2 separate regions of the Mus musculus genome follow, and region 1 is linked to region 2. The links are chromatin loops, found by intact Hi-C in ENCODE. Cell type or tissue: heart. All regions are shown on one strand. Links, peaks and the distances in the headings refer to the core of each region. The heading gives the core; the rest is flanking DNA. Region 1 overlaps Fras1 (Fraser extracellular matrix complex subunit 1). Region 2 holds the start of Fras1 (Fraser extracellular matrix complex subunit 1).

Region 1 (8,336 bases), core at 50-8,049, 300 kb after region 2:
ACTTGGGAGCCCCCACGCAGAGTGACTCCTTCCGCTTTCAGGTGCCCTCTGCTTCCTAACCACCCTCATTCACAGGCCACGTGGGCCATTTTCTTCAATTTGTCTGTCTAGAAGAGGGAAGCGTAATTCATAGCATTAAGAATTTTGTAAATGTGTTTATTAGGGTGAAAAAGAATAGGTACTACCTAGGGATCTGTTATTATCTTTTATTAAAAATTGATGATAGACCAGACCATAAGGAGAACTGTAAAAGCTAAAGAATATCAAAGAATAGCAGGTTCAGTCTGGCGATGCTGGATATAAACAAAGTCATAACAAAAAGGTAAACATGGTTGTTAAACCACATGGTATAGTTTAAATGTTCTTAAAGAACACCAAAGTAGTGAGCCATTAAGAACCATTGAGGAGACAATAACTTTTGAAGACTTACGTGAAGTATATAAAATTGTATTCACAAGAAAACTGATGGTACTGCTTATTATTGAGTAGGAGAACACAGAGCTAGGCAGACCAAATGCTTGACTCGGAGGCCTAGCAAAGCACACGGAAAGGCCACGGAGAGCTAAAAAGAAGAAATTGGTTCGTTTGACAACACCAGGAGTGACAAATGAGTGCCATGCTGATTCCTTGAAAAGAACAACAGGATGAGACACAACTATAGCAAGAAGGACTTAGAAGAAAAACTTAGACAGAAATGCTAAGAAATAAGGGACGGTGTGTGAGAAGCTGTTTAAACAGAACAGAGAATTCTATAAGACATCAAGAAATAAATCTGCTCACGGTGATCAGCCCACTTGGTGTCCCCTTCAAGTCACAGTTTTCCTTCACCTAAGGATGTACTCCACTTCTAATGCCAGGCATGTGTGTCTTTGGTGCCTGACTAATTTATATTGCATAAATCATGTGCTTTTCCAAAGAGACGGTTGATAGAAATATGGAGACTATTAAAATGAGGTTATTTTCAGCACATCAAATGTATGAAAGTGAACAAACGCTCTGTGCCCTTTGCTCCAGTTAACTTCTCAATTTCAGCACCTGGGATGGCAGTGGTCCTCAGAGAATGAGTCAGGATTGAGGCAAAGACCTCAATCAAAAGAAGTCACCTCAGCAAACTAGACCCCACAGATCTGCCTTCCCCTTCACAGGGGTCAAGACCGCGTGTTGTCACTACGGAGGCTCTCCCTGGAAAGGGATTCTAAGCACCTGCTTAAAATGACAACAGATTGCCTTGCAATTTGATTACTGAGTGAAATAAAATATTGGAAAATAAGCAAGAAGCTTCTGATTTAGGGAAAGGGGAAAAGAAAGAGGACTTCTTAAGACAGATATGGCGGCATGTATTTATCTATACTTCTAAGCACTTTCTAAGTGCAAAGATCAGGAATTCAAGGGCCTCCATTACGTAACAAGTTCAAGACCAGCCTGAGATACATGAAACCCAGTCTCAAACCAAAGATTGCTCACTAGATTTATGACATACGCCTGAACATTACTACTTAGAAGGTGGTTCCCTATAGAGTCTTCACATTTCTTACATAAAACATGACAGAACTCCTACCCTGAAATAGCTTTCAAAGTGTTGGTGATATTCTTTAGAAATATCCTCAAGAATGACAGAGTATCATTTTAGGCATATGGGTTTACACTATAACAAATTAACTAAACACCATCCAACCTGTGGTGTGCTAGGTCAAAGAGTCGTCACTGTTCTTGCTTAAGAAGATTAGTTATGAGGTAGAGAGCTTGGCTTAAAAAAAAGAAAAACAAAACAATTTGGAAATTCCCTCTGGAAGCATTCTGAGAGGCGGGGGCTTGGGGGATTTTGAACAGGGACAGCATCTTTATTCTATGTGTGAAACGACTCTGAGCTGATGTTCTCCTGGCCATAAAAGTGTAGCTGCCTGTTTTTAAAGTTTCATTACTTTGTAGGCATACCTTATATTTTGATTTGAAATGCACAGACAATTTATCCATGTGCTAAAGTAAATGGTTAGCAAATTTTCCCATTTATCACCTTAGTGTACCTGGAAGATTTTAAACCAAAAGGATGGTATCATAATGTTTTTTCCCTTCCTCCCCCCCCCCCCACTTTAAAGCAGGAAATGTAATATAATGAGCTGCATAGATTTAATTCTATTTTAATGCTGATTTGCTGTCATGAGCCATCAATGCAGCCCATCTGTTACTTTGCATGTATGATGGGATTTATGTAAGGCGAGTAGCATCTTTAAATAGAGTCGATCTAGTGAGCCGGCAGGCACATCCACAGTCATTTTTGGTGTAAGAAACTAGCTATGTATTCAGATCCTGTTGACGCAGTCCCAGAAGATGTGGTTTGCAAAACACTAACATTGTATTTCACTATCAGTGTCTTTACTGGGAAGCTACTCTGACTCATTTGCTCTGTTAATATACCCACGTTTCACAACCTGACCAATGTTGTTTCTTTGCCTTAACAATAGAAGGGAATATCTCCCCCAAGCTCCTGATTTCTTAAATCTACCAAGGTCATCTTGGCCAATGGCAAGAGTATAAACTCAACTGAACTATTTAGTACTCTGACTTTGAGACATTGCTCTATTTTTTTTTCAATTTCCTCTGTACAAAGTGTGATAATACTATTGCTTTGTGGGGAATAGGAAGATCACTTTTGAAAAGCTATTAAGAGCTAAGCCCACACTAGCTGATCAGTGAAGTAGGGCTGTGGTCATTGGTATCACTTACAGCAAGATGCGATTGGCATCTCCTTGAAGACACCTGGCTATCTTGAAACCATCCTGTGGGCATCTGACTTAATCTAGAGGATAGCCGAGAAGATGGTTTTCCTATTGGGTGCAGGGTACAGTACCCTGCCTTCTCATATTATGTAAAGTAAAGAACTCATATAACCACCTGTAACTACACAAGTCTCCACCATTTGTGTGACAAGCCTGAGGAAACAGTAGAGACAAGAGAGACTTGAGGCAGCATCCCAGTAGCACTGAGAAGGAGCTAGAGAAAGTGATGGAGACCACCACAGGTCTGGGGGCTTGTTTCTAACAGGATCTCACTACTTAGCTATGTTTAGTCTCCAATTCATCACTTTAGCTTCCCTAGGGCTGAGATTAAGGGCGTCGCCACTATCCTCAGCACAGCTTTCAACATTTTGAAGCCAAACAAACAAATAATGTTTGTGATCACTGCCCTAACTGTAAATGTTACTAATGTATAGCCACGAGTGTGAGATGTATGATTAATGGTCCATGTGTCAGTATATATACTAGGTATAGGTGAAAGGAATGGAGTGAAAAAAAATCATGCTATAGACACATGGTAAACCCTATAGCCAGAAAATTTATCCACTTTCAAGACTGTTTACTACTCTAGCAAAATATCATAGCATTGGTTAAATAAAGAGAGTGTTACTAACTACTCTAGGTGGTGAAATTCTATATTTTCTTTCTTATTTATACTCTCTTGGACTTTAGAAACTGCCTGAAATACTTAATTTGAGTTGTGGCTTGGCACATATAGAATTCAGAGGCAGATGGCTCAGTAGGGAGATTAAGGGTGAACATGCTCTACCCAGTAGAAAACGAAAGACTCACCATGATGATTTTGTTTTTCAGGTGTCTAGTGCCACCAGTGCCCAGGAACACCTGGAAAGTCACATGTTCAACATTGCAATCTTACCTCAGGCGCCTGAGGCACCTAAACTCTCCTTGGGGACATCTCTCCATATGACCGTGAGTTGGATGGGAGGGCTAATGTTTCCCTCTTGAACAAAGTGCTCACTCATGCAGAAGCGAAGTGAGCCAGTGCCCTGGTGTGGGATATAGTAAATGCTTTGCCCAAAACCCAGACAACAGCCCTGGGAAAACATTTCTTATTAGCCTGAAGAAGGAACTTAGAGCCCCACCCAGAATAAAAGATTATGTAGACCCTATCTTGACCACCCAACCATCACCCCTTGCCTCCTATGGAACCCCATATAGCTACAGTGCCTCTCCCTGAGTATGTAAAAGAACCTTCCTGGGTTTTAATACACCTCTAGGGTGTGCTTATTCTGCCAGTTATAGCGCCACCTAGCTGGAAAAGCTGTTCCTTGTGTATTAAAGTTCTATAAGAAGCTGGCTTTCTAGTGTAAGCTTCCTGGAGAAGGTGGTGTCAGTGCTAAGTCTAGAGAAATTAATAACAACCAGTTATCCAAGTGAGTATTGGGGCGAGGAAGGAAGGTAGGATAGAGGAAGGAATGGCCAAGGGTGTTCAGAGCACATGGAAGACCTTGAGGTGAAAAAGCTAATGGTGGCTGAGAAATAGCAGATAGTGCGATGCCCTGGAGAAATGAGGAGAGCATATTGGAGGTGCGAAGATCATTACACCCAATCCCAGAAGGCCTTGCATGTTCTGTGGAAAAGAATGTGACCCATGCAAAGATCTGGCGCTTATGTCCATCCATGGCCCATGGGATACATGAAAGGCAGCCCAGACACAAAATCATAAGCTAGCCTAAAACACTAAGATTTTCCTAGTGCTATTCTAATGACTCAATTGCATGATTCTTGAACATAAATATTGTCGATGTCAACATCATATTACAGTGGCAATGCCTGGATTGCATGAAGGATGATGGTACCACCTGGATTAGCCTATAAAGCTCAGCTAAGACAAGCAGGAAATACTAAATCTACTGTAACCCCATTTCTAGGGTAGGTAGAATGCTAGATTTTTCTTTCAGACACAGCCATGAGCATGCAAAACCCTGTAAATTAATTATTATGGGTCCACGTTTTAGTTAACACCCACATAATTACACTTTGAGGTAAGATATCAGCCTTGAGCCACAACAAAGAAAACAGTGATAGTTTCAGAAATTACAGGACTGGGAATGACAGAGACACAAAGGGGGAAAGCAGAAAGTTTTTAATGAATAGCTAGTATCGGCATTTCCAGCGTAAACTGTAATTTAAAGAAATCATAATTCAGCAGCATTATAAAGTCTATAATTCATCATTCTGACTGGAGAAACTTGGATCAGAATTTTCTCTAAACTGTAAGGAAAAAAAAGTGCATACACATTTCTTGCCAAATGCAAAGACAGCACTGTTATTTTGAGTTTAGAGTGGGGGTAAAGAAATGGGCCAGAAGCCATGGAGGCCCTGCCATTTGCTTTGCCATGGTCTTCTAAAGAGACTTCAGCTTTAATCTCTGGCGGCACACTTGCAGAGTGGGTCTGTCTGTTTGAACCTTGCATTTCTCAAAAGTGAGTTTACTGTAAAATGTGATTTAGCCTACATTACTTAGAACATACAGAGTTGATATTCCTTTTGACGTTAATTAGGGCTGTAACTGTAAGGCATGCTTGTTATGTGTGACAAAATGCAGCCGCAGTTCAGTGGTTTGAACTCCTCTGAACACTGAAGCTTTGCACATATTTGGTAAATTGTAAAGACATGGGGTAAATACAGATGAAATATTTTTATATCGTCCACACAAATATTTCACAGGTGTGTTTGAAAGGAGTCTGCCTGTGCGTATTCGGTATTTTCTCTGGGTGCCCATGACAAGTGCTGAAGAAGATGCTGGAGAGTTGGTGACCTTAAAACACAGTTTCTAGTTCAAGGATCTTTGCATCTAGGAGTAGCTAGGCAAATAAATAAGCAAGGGAGTCCTACTGTGCTCGAGGCCACAGCAGAGCAACCATTCCGGAGCCAAGTAGGAGGGTGCCTTGTGTAATGAAGCATGGGAGAGTCACAGGGGCTTCCTCTAGGAGAGGAGCTGAGCGGTTGAGTATAATTATTTCTAGATCAGGGTTCTTAAGGTCTCAGACTTAAGTACGTTTTGGAGCCACCTGGAGAGTTATTAAAATACATTAGCACTCACTCTGAGTTTTCTAATTCAGTAAATCTGGTTGTGGAGTCGCGAATCTGCAATTCTAGCAAGCCCCAGACGATTCTTCACAGTAGCTGAGAACTGGGAATAACCTGAGTGTCCATCAGAGGACAAAAGCGATAAAGGAACTACAGTGTGATGTGTGTGCATGTGGATGTACATGTGCACTTGCACAATACAATATGATACAGCCATACAAAAAAAAAGTAGTCCCGTCATAAGGTGCAACCTAGATTAGCCTCTAAACATTCAAAGGGAAATAAGCTAAGAACGATGTAGACCAATAAGATCTGGCTCCCCTTGTACAGCAACGGAAAGATAGTCAGATTCGTAGGAAAGGAAAGCAGAGCGGTGGTTTCCAGGGTGGCGAGGAGAGGAAGGGACAGAGGAGAATATACTTGGTGGATGTGGAGTCTAGGTTTTCTAAGGTGGCAGATTCTACCACATTTTTTTGTAGAGCATCATGCCTTATAGTTAACAGTACTCTACACTTAGCAACAGTTAAGATGATTAGAAAGCCAAAGGGCAATTAAATATGGAGAGATTGTAGAGACGAGGCCAATCAAAATACACAAAGACCCCTAAGAATACAGCTGTGCCTTTCATTGAGGTCAGGGGGATAGTAGGAATGGCAGCCTGAATCTGGGATGGGTTTACAAAAGGCATCTGGAACATATAATATTTCTGTGGGAACCTGACTTCTATACTTCATGTTGTGGAAAGCCATGACAGGTGAGGAACAAGATCTGATGTCCTCCTGGTACCATGGCTGAGAACAGCCAATAGGGAAGGTGAGAGCCCCGTGAAGCCATTGTGAGTGTCAGGGAGAGGCTGGCCCAGAGCAGAGCGGGAACCTCAGAGGGAAAAGGACTTGGAATCTAGATGTAGTCAGAGGTGATAGAGTATGATAAAAACTCTTATTCTTAATCTTTGGCCAGATGTTATTTAAAAAAAAATAGCTTCTATAATTATTTCCATGAAGCTTAATCTCCCACTTTTTGATGTCTTTAATTGGTGAGTATTGGGTATTCCAAATAATTAAAATTGACTAATTTGATGTATCACAGCTTCAATATTGCTTTAGGAAATTAAGTCTTCCCATTTTCTACGTAATGTCTATTTTGATCGGTAAAGAGATGGGCTCTTTAAGTTCCAAAATAGAATGTCTTGGCTAGAACCTGTTCCCCTTTTCAGTAGTCCTATGTTTATAACAATTTTCTTCTTATCATTTTATTGTTTAGAAGCATATGAATTTTCAGACACATTGCATGGCACTTTGAGAATATTTGATTATAGTGGTTTTTGACATTGGAAGAGGCTAAACCATGCTGAGCATGGTGCTGAAATTGCACTTTCTGTCTATTTATCGGTACCTACATGGATGGTCTGTAAACATCTTTTATGGGGCAAATATTTTTAATTTGTTGTCCTTACTTGTTTTATGTTAGCATAGCAGGGTGGGGGAGACCAGCTGCTGTTGGAAATTCTAATTTTCTTGCTCATTACATTCCAGACCTGTGCAAGTGCCTGAAATGTGACTCTTTACTGTAGGGGATTGTCCTAACCTGCAGACGCTGCCTCTCCCTGGGACAGCTATGCCTTTGGGACAATTACAGAGCAACTGGAGCCCTCAGCGTTTTATGGTTAAAAATAAGAATACCACACCCTCCTATAAGCAGGAGTGAGCCCTGCTTAATCCTCTTCTAAATGGGGAAATTCCTTCTGAATGGAGGAGGGCTTTAAAGGCACAAGAGCATGTCAAACTCTACTCTACCTTCAGGGTCAGTCCAGAAGAGTCTGCAGTGAGCAGGCTGCTTTGTGTCATTTTGACACAGCACCTGTGACCCAAGCCCAGACCCAGGCTCACACTAGTGTTCCCTTTACTTGCTGACACACTGGTTTTGTGACAGCTGTCCTCAACTCGCTGCTGTGCAGGAGATGAGAATCTGACCCTCTGGGTTTCTGAGTGTTGTCTGAGTTGTGAATATGAGCAGAGGAAACACCATCTGGGTGGAACAAGCTGCAGACACACTGTCCAGTTAACACTGTTCCACCTTGTTCATTGAAAGGTAGAAGAGAATGGGGGAATTTAGTTCCTCCGAACAGTACAGTAGAAGCGAAGATAACAAGGGGGATGCTCCTGTGCTTTGATAAGAGGATGTCTTGAATGTAAGTGGCTAGCCACTTTTGGTGCTGGAACTGGGCTCATCTTTAGCCCCTTGAAGCCCAAATGCTGAACAGTTCCCATTGAGGCCTGGGGCACAGGAGTCCCCCAAAGAACCTCGTGGGGCTAAGACTTCAACCTCTCAGCCTGGCCCTCTCAGTGGATGCCAGATTCACTTTTAGCCTGTGAAGTCAGTGGAGCAGAGCCAACTGTGAATGACCAGCCGTGGTGCCTTCGCAAACACTTTTCTCAAAGTGTTCGACTGCAGGTTCCATCTGGGGAAGCTATTATTATATTAGGA
Region 2 (8,336 bases), core at 318-8,317:
TGTCCAAGTTCGAAGTTCACTCTGAAACTTGAGGCAAATTCCTTGCTGTACAAGTAAAACACTCAGACACAATAGCACAAAGCAATCATTTCCACGCCAAAGGAGAGGAATAGGGGTCTGTTAAAGAAGATCCAGATCCAAGCAGGGTGGGCGCCAAGCTGGGCAACCGCACCTATATAGCTGGCTGTTGAGCCCTGGAGCCCAGGTTGAGTTCCTGTGGCTCCATACCTATAGTTACATTGTGTATCTCCTCTCCTGCTGCGTTCTTTCTCATCTTGCCATATCTCTCCTCTTCTCAGGTCTTGCAATAGAAATAGTCACACATGGGACCACACAGCTCAGCAAAGGGACTATTTAGTGAAGGAAAAACGTTAGTTTCCTATAAAGTTGTAGGTAGTTTTTGTCTGATCTCTGTGACTTTCAGGTACTCCTAACCAGCAAGTGTTAGCCTGTGGCTATTCAGGGTGTTCCAGGTGCAAGAGGGAGGTACCCCAGAATCTAGAAAACAACAGATGACGTCTGAAAAGGCTGGCAGGAATCATGGGAAGGGCAGGTCGGCTGAGGTTTTCCTTAAAAGCCGAAAGCCAATGTAACCTGCACGAGAAAAAGAAATGAACTGTGCCACGATGGTCCCCATGCTGCGTTTTTATTGGCTGTGGCCATTTGGCCTTTCCAGTGACCTCCACTGCCTAGCTTCCTGCTGTGGAAGGCACAGAAGGAGTATTAAAAATATGTAACAACTGCTAAGGCAGGGAATTCAACCAATGAGAAAAAAAACCCAAAAAACCAAAAGCCAAACCAAAACAAAACCCTTGTCGCATACAATTGCTGTGATCTAAACAAGGTGCAAGAATTGGCTAGCTACCTGGAGTGAGGGAAATAAAACAGAAAAATGCATTTTAAAACCTGGGAGGGTTTGCTCATTTTATTCCAGTAAAGCTGTTCTAGGCATAATGCAATAATGGTTTTAACCTTGTGTGCATTTCAAATGATACCGACAAGGAAACTTATTTCCCACAAAACAATGAGTTGCCTCTTCCTTTTTATAAAACAGTATCTGAGTTCATAGAGAATGATTAATATACTGACTGTATGAGCAATGCAAAAAATTCTACATAGAAACGGACAGAAGCAAGTATCGGCAGGACGCTCGGAAGAAAGAAATACAGAAAGATAAGGAAGGATGCATCACTTTCCCAAGAGCAGAAAGATAGAGATGTGTAAAACATTCATCATAGAAGGATATCTTGTGTTTTCCTTGATCACTTCCCACTTGGTTTTCTCATTGAACCTGGAACTTACCCATTTGGCTAGTCTGGCCTGGTGGGGAATCCCTACCTCTGCTTCTCCAGTGGTAGGGACGGAGCCTTCCCCCAGCCCAGGCTCATTATGCGGGCGCTGGGAATCCAAACTCAGGACTTCATGTTTACACAGCAAGTGAGCAACAGCTGACAAACCAGAAGAAATGCACTAAAACCTCTAGAACTCGAAAGGCTGGGCTAAACCAGAGGAGAGAGCTCCAGGGGAGACTGGAAGAGGCTGTACAGAGTAGAAGGGAAACAGAGGGAAGAGAGAGAGAGAGAGAGAGAGAGAGAGAGAGAGAGAGAGAGAGAGACATAGGAGGGTCAGTGAAGTACAGAGAAGGAAGCAGACGAGAGATAGTCAGGAGAAACAGTGGACTCTGGGACAAAGATCAGCAAAGCCCCTGTGGCAGCAGGGACGGTCCTGCTGGAGTGTTGCTGTCCGTAGGAAAGCTGAGGCAGTATGAGCAGTGAGAGCAGCACGGTGAGGACTTACTAAATCCCCACGTGCGACCTATGTGTCCCTGTCACTGTCTTCCTGGTAAGGGGTCGTGGCGGGTGGGCACACAGCTCATTCTTGGAAGAGGAAGGTGTTTCATATGGGCCATGTTGGCCTGGCTACAGGAAGGGCTCATGGGTGTCCAGGTTACAAGGTGTAGGGTCCACTACTGTCCAGGGGACAGGATAGACAGACAAATTGTTGTGTTAAGATACTGAGATGTGGTCATCTGACTCTCATAGTAGGTAATGCTGCTTGTTTCAATGTGCTGTTGTAATTAACCATCTGACTCAGGGCCATCAGTCACTGCACTTGTCCATGAAAATAACAAGGGTACATGTCTCATATAGTTACTGGCAGATTACATAGCAAAGGGTCCCATGTTAGATACAAAGTGTTCAGTCTATAATATCTACCTGATAAGCAGCAGTGAGGCCAGGTGAATTTGAAGAGACAAGGATGGGGCTGATCAAAGAAGATACTGTGGGATATGGTGACAAAAGTTACGGGATGTGGGCATATGAAAAAAACAGTATTAAGGATATAGAATTCCCTGTGAACCAGGATTCTAGTGCTCTTGGAGTGAGAACCCTTGGACTATTTGCTCCTGGGGTAGAGAGAAGACCATGGGAGCTGGTGGAGGGCTTCTGGTGAAGGGGAGGGGACATTTTATGAACAATTTGTTAAGAACCACAAATGTAGTATATGACAATACCTCGTGGTAATGCTCCCGTCTCTCCCTTCACCTTTTTCTTTTTAAAGATTGTTTTCCTTTAGCAAGTCCAAAAGATGGTTTGAGACCCCTTTGGGTGCCACAGTTCTATGCTTTCTTAAAAATGAAGTCAAATAGTTTATTCTAGGGAAACCAGCTGTCTTAAGTTACTCCTAGTCAGTGGTGGCTACAGAAAAAGTGTTTAGGAGGGGTTAGGAATTGTTAGGGTGTATCCACCTGAATTTGGACAGTACTTTCCATTGGTCTGAGAAAATAGTTTCTAGAGGAAGAGGGGGAAGTGGGAGGAGGGAGGACTCAGGTTCCATCCAAGCTGTGGCTGAACTCTGGCGGTGATGATTACTGGCTTGATTCAGTTCATTCTTTCAACTAATGTTTACAGAGTCCCCATATGTGCTTCAAATACAGAGATAAAACCGCTCTGTCCCCACAACGGCTCTGGGAGGCATCGAGGAATTGCTGGGCGATTCCTAAGTCCTTTGAATACTCAACAGCCACACCCAGGTTAATCAAATGTTTCGGTGCCTAAGTGGTGATAGTTACAGGGACCCTTCAGTTTCATTTCATCCTCTTATTCTAAAAAGCAAGGAATTCAAGTACTACTGGCATGCTTTAGAACATGGGCCTTCCCTATGATCGTCAGCAATATTGGAGTCTACTAAGATCCCTGCCCACCACCCTGAATAGCTCGGTGTTCACTGCCACTTCAAACTCCTTTCTGGACAGTCTAGCTGTCACAGCTCTGCCAAGACAGAGAATCTTTTCTGTCTGGCCTTCGAAACCCAGTCTGTATCTCTCCCGTGTAACCATCCCCAGTTACAAAATGATCAAACCTGGACCAGCTATTTTTATTTAGTCCTCTAAAAATAGCTATCACTCAGTACTGGCTGGAAACCAGACCCCACCCTATCCCTCAACTACCTCCAGTGTGCACACCAGGATGCTTTTGCCCTGACATTGGCTTCCCAGTCTTTGACATTTGGAGGCGCAGCTGGACTCACCCAGACTGTGTGGTGTTTTCATCTTTTAGGAAGCTGTAAAGGTGCACTCACCGTGGGAATCTCAACCTAGAACACACGTGCCCCAAGACTGCTAGGTTGCAGGGAAAACCCCTGAGGGTCCAAAATGCGAAGATGGCCAGTCAGCTCTGCTTCAGGCTCTGTGTTCAGCAGCAGTGGGCATGACGAGAGGTGGAGAAGTAGCAGTTAGGACTTGGGTGTGAGCACCCTGTCCCCAACTAGCCTCTCCTGTGGTACCCTCAACAGTGTCTGAATGGAGACCTAACCTCCTGTTTCCACCCGCCCTCGGTGTGACCACTTTTGATCCCGCCTCAGACAAAGCCAATGCAACTCCTGCAGGATGAATAAGGGGATCAGGTTGCTCTCTCGCCTTCCCCCACCCCCTCACCGCGGCTCCCCTTCCCCACGTGACTCTCTGGAATCTTTGCCAAAGCTCGTAGTCTCTGAGTCCATTTTCACACCCAGCAAAGGAGAGAGGAAGGAGGCGAGAGAGGCTGAGGAAGGCGGAGCGTGCGTGCTTTAAATGCGAGGATCCACTCGGGGACTTATCCTGTGCGTTTCCAGGCCCCTCATCTGGGGAGCATTGAGTTCGGAGGGGTCTTTTCCAGCCTCTCTCTTTCCTCCTTGCATCTACAATTATGGCTCCACCTCCACTTGGGTAATCGCACCTCCGCCCTGCAGCGCAGCTCGGGGTGCACGGTGCGGGGAGGTGGGCGTCGGTGTGGAGCAAGCCGCGCCCCTCTGCCCTCCTCCTCTCGGCGAGGGGCGGGCGCGAGAAAGTGGCAGCAGCGCCCCCCGCGCCGCCTTCCGCGCGGAGCTCTGGAAGCGCCTGCAGCAGCCGGGCGGCGTGGTGCGGTGCGGCTGCAGCGCCCCCGAGTCCCGGAGCTCCTGCAGGGCCGCACAAAGTTTGCAACCAGCGGCCCTGCACCGCCCAGCTCCCCGAGCGCTGCTGTAGCCCGGCCCGGCGTGTTCGCGGGGACCCGCCTCGGCCGATGCTACACGGACAGACGGGGGCGTGCCGAGAGAACTTTGAAAAGCTGCCGAGGAGGAACCTGCTCCTGCAGCTCGCCAGTTGGGGACCTCCGGAGGAACTGGTCTAGCCCGAGGCAATGCTGCGGAATCCCAGCAGCCGCTGACCTGCAACTTTCCTGCTAGTCTTGGCGGCGATCTGAGCTTTGCCTCCTCCTCGCAGCCTCGGCTCACGTTGGTGGCCGCTCTGCTGGAGAACCCAGTGAGCCTCGGGGCTGACTGAGTGTTACTGTCGGCCGCATCCTTCTGCGGTCCACCCGGCCAACCTCGGCTCCCGGCCCAGCAGCCAGCGCTTCCCCAGTGTCTGTGCGTCCCGGTTCCCGGCGCCGGCGCCACAGCCTGAGGTTTGGCAGAGAGCAGGTTCTTGGATGCTGAAGGCTGGGATCTTCCTGCGAGAGTGCCGCGGCGGCGATGGGTGTCCTCAAAGCGTGGCTCGGGGTGGCCCTAGCGCTGGCGGAATTTGCAGTATTGCCTAATTGTGAAGGTAAAAAAGAGCGGAACCCCGTGTGAGTTCGACTGTGCAGTTTAAGACACTCAGCCGGGTTTAGTGCTGTGGGTTGTTGGGTGGAAGTTTTGATTTGAGGCGATAGGTGGACACGGAGTGGATTTCCTTTTCAGCTGAAATCCCCACTCCTGGTTTCTCTTGCGGTCAAACCTCAGCCCGGCCACGGCCTCCTCTTTGCTTTTTGCGGGTGGGTGGCCTTTTGAGGTGATATTTCTGAACCCGGATGAATCTTCCTTCCACTTCTACCCTACTCCTCAAGGAAAAGCAACTACTCGGAACCTAGGTGAGAAGCGAGCAGTTGCTCTCACTTTTGTGGAATAAAATCCTCACCCAAGCTCCACTGTTCTATTTTGCTTTCCTCGCCCCAGTAACTCGCCCCCCCTCCCCTTAAAGACCACTTAAGATTTTATAAGTAGTATTCTGGATGTTGAGATTTCAGTTGTAATGAAATAAATTTTACTCGGGAGCGAGAGCACGAGGCTGCCTGCTTCTCAAGGAACAAAAAGTGGTCAAAGAGCATGTATGCACTTCTCTTCTCCCTAGGTTTTCATTGCGCGCGCGCGCGGGGGGGGGGGGGGTGTTCCAGTCCACTTCTTCAAGAGCTTGGGGAGAGAAAGGAGACTTGAGTGTTGTCATCAGGATAGCTTTCGTAATCTCAGCTCAGATAATACATCAGTAAATCTGATGAGGGGTGTGTGTGTGTGTGTGACATGTTGAGTCTGGTGCTGCTTCCCCCCGCCCCGCCCCCCCCCCCGCGCCCCTAGGCGCGCTGAGAGCTCCCACCTGCTCAGAGCCGCGGGGACAGTGGCTGGGTTAGCATTTGCAGAGGGGGAAGGTGGCAGGCTGGGAGAGAGACAACTTCATCCACGGCTGGGCTCTGGACTTTCTGCTTCCACTCCCGGCTCCATTCATTATTCATCCAGCTGCAGGAAGAGTTCACCTGCCCAGTCGCAAATCATATAGGCAGTGGCGTGCACGTGTCGCTTTTCCTGCATCATAGGTGCTGAAAGGGGGCAACTGGAGATTCAGGAGGGTAAAATCTCAGGTGGGCTTCCAGTCTTCAGACCAGTGGCACCTCTCTTCCTTACCATTTTTTTCTCATAGCAAGCAGCCTGGCCTTGGAAGTCCACTCGTGGACTTTCCCCACAGGTTTAGGCACCACCTTCTCACACTGTCGTGGGAATTATGTCAGAAAGATACTATTTCCAGGAAAAACACGCCTGGGGAGCTGTGCAGAGTTTTTCAAACTATGGACAACCTGTTTTAAAAGAATTGTGTGTGTGTGTGTGTGTGTGTGTGTGTGCATGGTTTTTGCATACAAAAAAAACCCCAACCTTGTAAGGTTTAATTATAGTAATTAACCAGATGGGAGAGTCAGCCCGGGCGCCTCAAACTTCAACTTAGAGCTCAGAAAAATTACAGTTACACTTGGTGGCAGTTTCTTATTTAAAAATTATATCCCAACAACACAGAGACTATGCTATCACTCCTGGATTGCTCACCAGGGGGCAGTTGGAGCGATGCTGTTTCTCAGAAGCAAATCTCTTGAAATGACAAAAGCCATTATTATTAAGAGGCTATGGGGTATGCTCTTTGGAGGGCTGGTAGATATAGCTGGCAAAGTGTCTGAAGTGCGCTCACACTGAAGTGTGTGTGTCCTTACAAGGTGGAGAACTTTGCATCTATTTTCTTTACTCACTTTCAGAGCATTCTGCATCTGCTCACAAATTAGGTCCTAGATTGCAAAAGGTCCGAGAACTCCCAACCAAACCTAGATGCTTGGCTCTGAGTGAATGAACCCAGCTACGGATCACATATTATTCCCCGTGCTATGCCGAGTAGTTTACACACCATATCTCATTTAATTTGTTTACTTGTGTGATGATGGTCGTACACATACGAATCAGCTGTCCTCTGATTAGGCTGTTCCTTTGAGCCAGTCAAGGCTCTCTTTGCAAAGAGATTGAGACGGAAAACTTGTGAACTTTAGAGATTCCCTTAAGTGTTGTTATTCACCCAGGGAACACTTTTTAAACCAGGCATCTACATATGCTTTGCTGGACGGGCCATATCATCACATTTCAGCCTGCCAGCTCATGGGAGAACTCACTGTTTTCTTCTTTGTGAACAACAGGGAGTGCAGTACTCCAATGAATTCTTCCTACAGCGACTTTAGTGACTCTGAGAGCAGCTCCAGCAACTCCTCTGTCTCCACCCTGGCTCTTGGCACTCTGAGTTCTCGAGAGCACCAATCAGAAGAGGGAATGCCAAATAACATTCTTTTCAATTAACTTAAATAGATCAGCCTCTGTGATGAACTAGCTGACCTTGAATGAACCATCTAACTAGATGAGGGAGGTATTATGTCGTGATAGCTTTAAATATGCTTTGTAATTATGAGAGAGAGGGCGGGAGAGAGAGATAGACAGATATATATAGAGAGATCAGGGGTGAGAGCTATAGATCAGTGATCAGTAGTAGAGCTTTTGCCCAAGGCCCTGAGTTCAACACCCAGAAAGGCAAGGAAAAAAAAAAGGTTGTGCTGAGACTTTCGGGTTCTAAATTTTATCTTAAGTATCAAGAGAAAGATGAATTTTTATAACCAGGTTGATGGTAGTGTTATCGTATATTGCCTCAAGATTGCTAAGCTGATAAACTGTGATTTGAGGGCTTAATAAAATCAAAAAGTCACAGGGAAGCTTCAAGCATGGCTGCTTTCTGAATCCGGGAAACCGGAACAGCATTTTCTGGAGACTCATCTTGAGTGGTGCTCACATGTAGAAATTATGCGGGTTTAAACCAGATAGACGCCGGGTATGGACTTGGGAAATACTGTTGGAGACCTGAGCCCTAGATTGGGTCTACTACTACTGCCCCCTACCCCATGACTTCAGCTAAGCCTTCACATCGCTCTAGTTTCTCCTATGCCCATTATTAACAGATTACAGTGGAGAGGCTCATTTGATGGAGACTTTGTTTTATTTTCAGATACATCAGTAGTTTTGGTTCTGTGTTTGGCCAGAGAGTTCCTTTGGTGAGGCATTCTGTGCTTGAAGCTCAGCATTGGAGAAGGACTGCATTGGCTGGACAAGCAGCCCTCCCCTCCATCTTTCATTCTGTAAACCTTTATTGAGAGCTCCTAGGTCATGTTAGCCTTGGTGGGACTTGGGACTTCTTACATCTTCGGGAACAAGCAAAACATTCCTTGCATGTCTGATTGGTCTTCAAAGGTATTTACATATCCCCAAATTTA

Evidence for each region. Peaks named below come from ENCODE experiments on the same cell type or tissue, not always from the same donor. Only the 100,000 strongest peaks of a DNase experiment are listed, where the experiment ranks them.
Region 1: it touches region 2 in a loop (4-fold over the local background); 8 of 42 quality-filtered maps call a loop at or near these places.

Annotation. Positions count from the first base shown.
Region 1 is chr5:96,673,659-96,681,994 of GRCm38, forward strand. It overlaps Fras1 (Fraser extracellular matrix complex subunit 1), which reads left to right. Exons shown (of 74, transcript NM_175473.3): 31 at 1-41; 32 at 3,609-3,725. Among named protein-coding and RNA genes, the nearest start is that of Gm52781, 29 kb to the right of the region's middle. In heart, for the core only: a CTCF peak has its summit at 4,068; no DNase peak of the experiment used is centred there; H3K27ac peaks cover 179 bases.
Region 2 is chr5:96,369,824-96,378,159 of GRCm38, forward strand. Fras1 (Fraser extracellular matrix complex subunit 1) reads left to right here and starts at 4,132. Exons shown (of 74, transcript NM_175473.3): 1 at 4,132-5,062. The coding sequence starts at 4,990. In heart, for the core only: CTCF peaks have their summits at 4,535 and 6,580 (motif pointing right); no DNase peak of the experiment used is centred there; H3K4me3 peaks cover 4,260 bases; H3K27ac peaks cover 3,233 bases.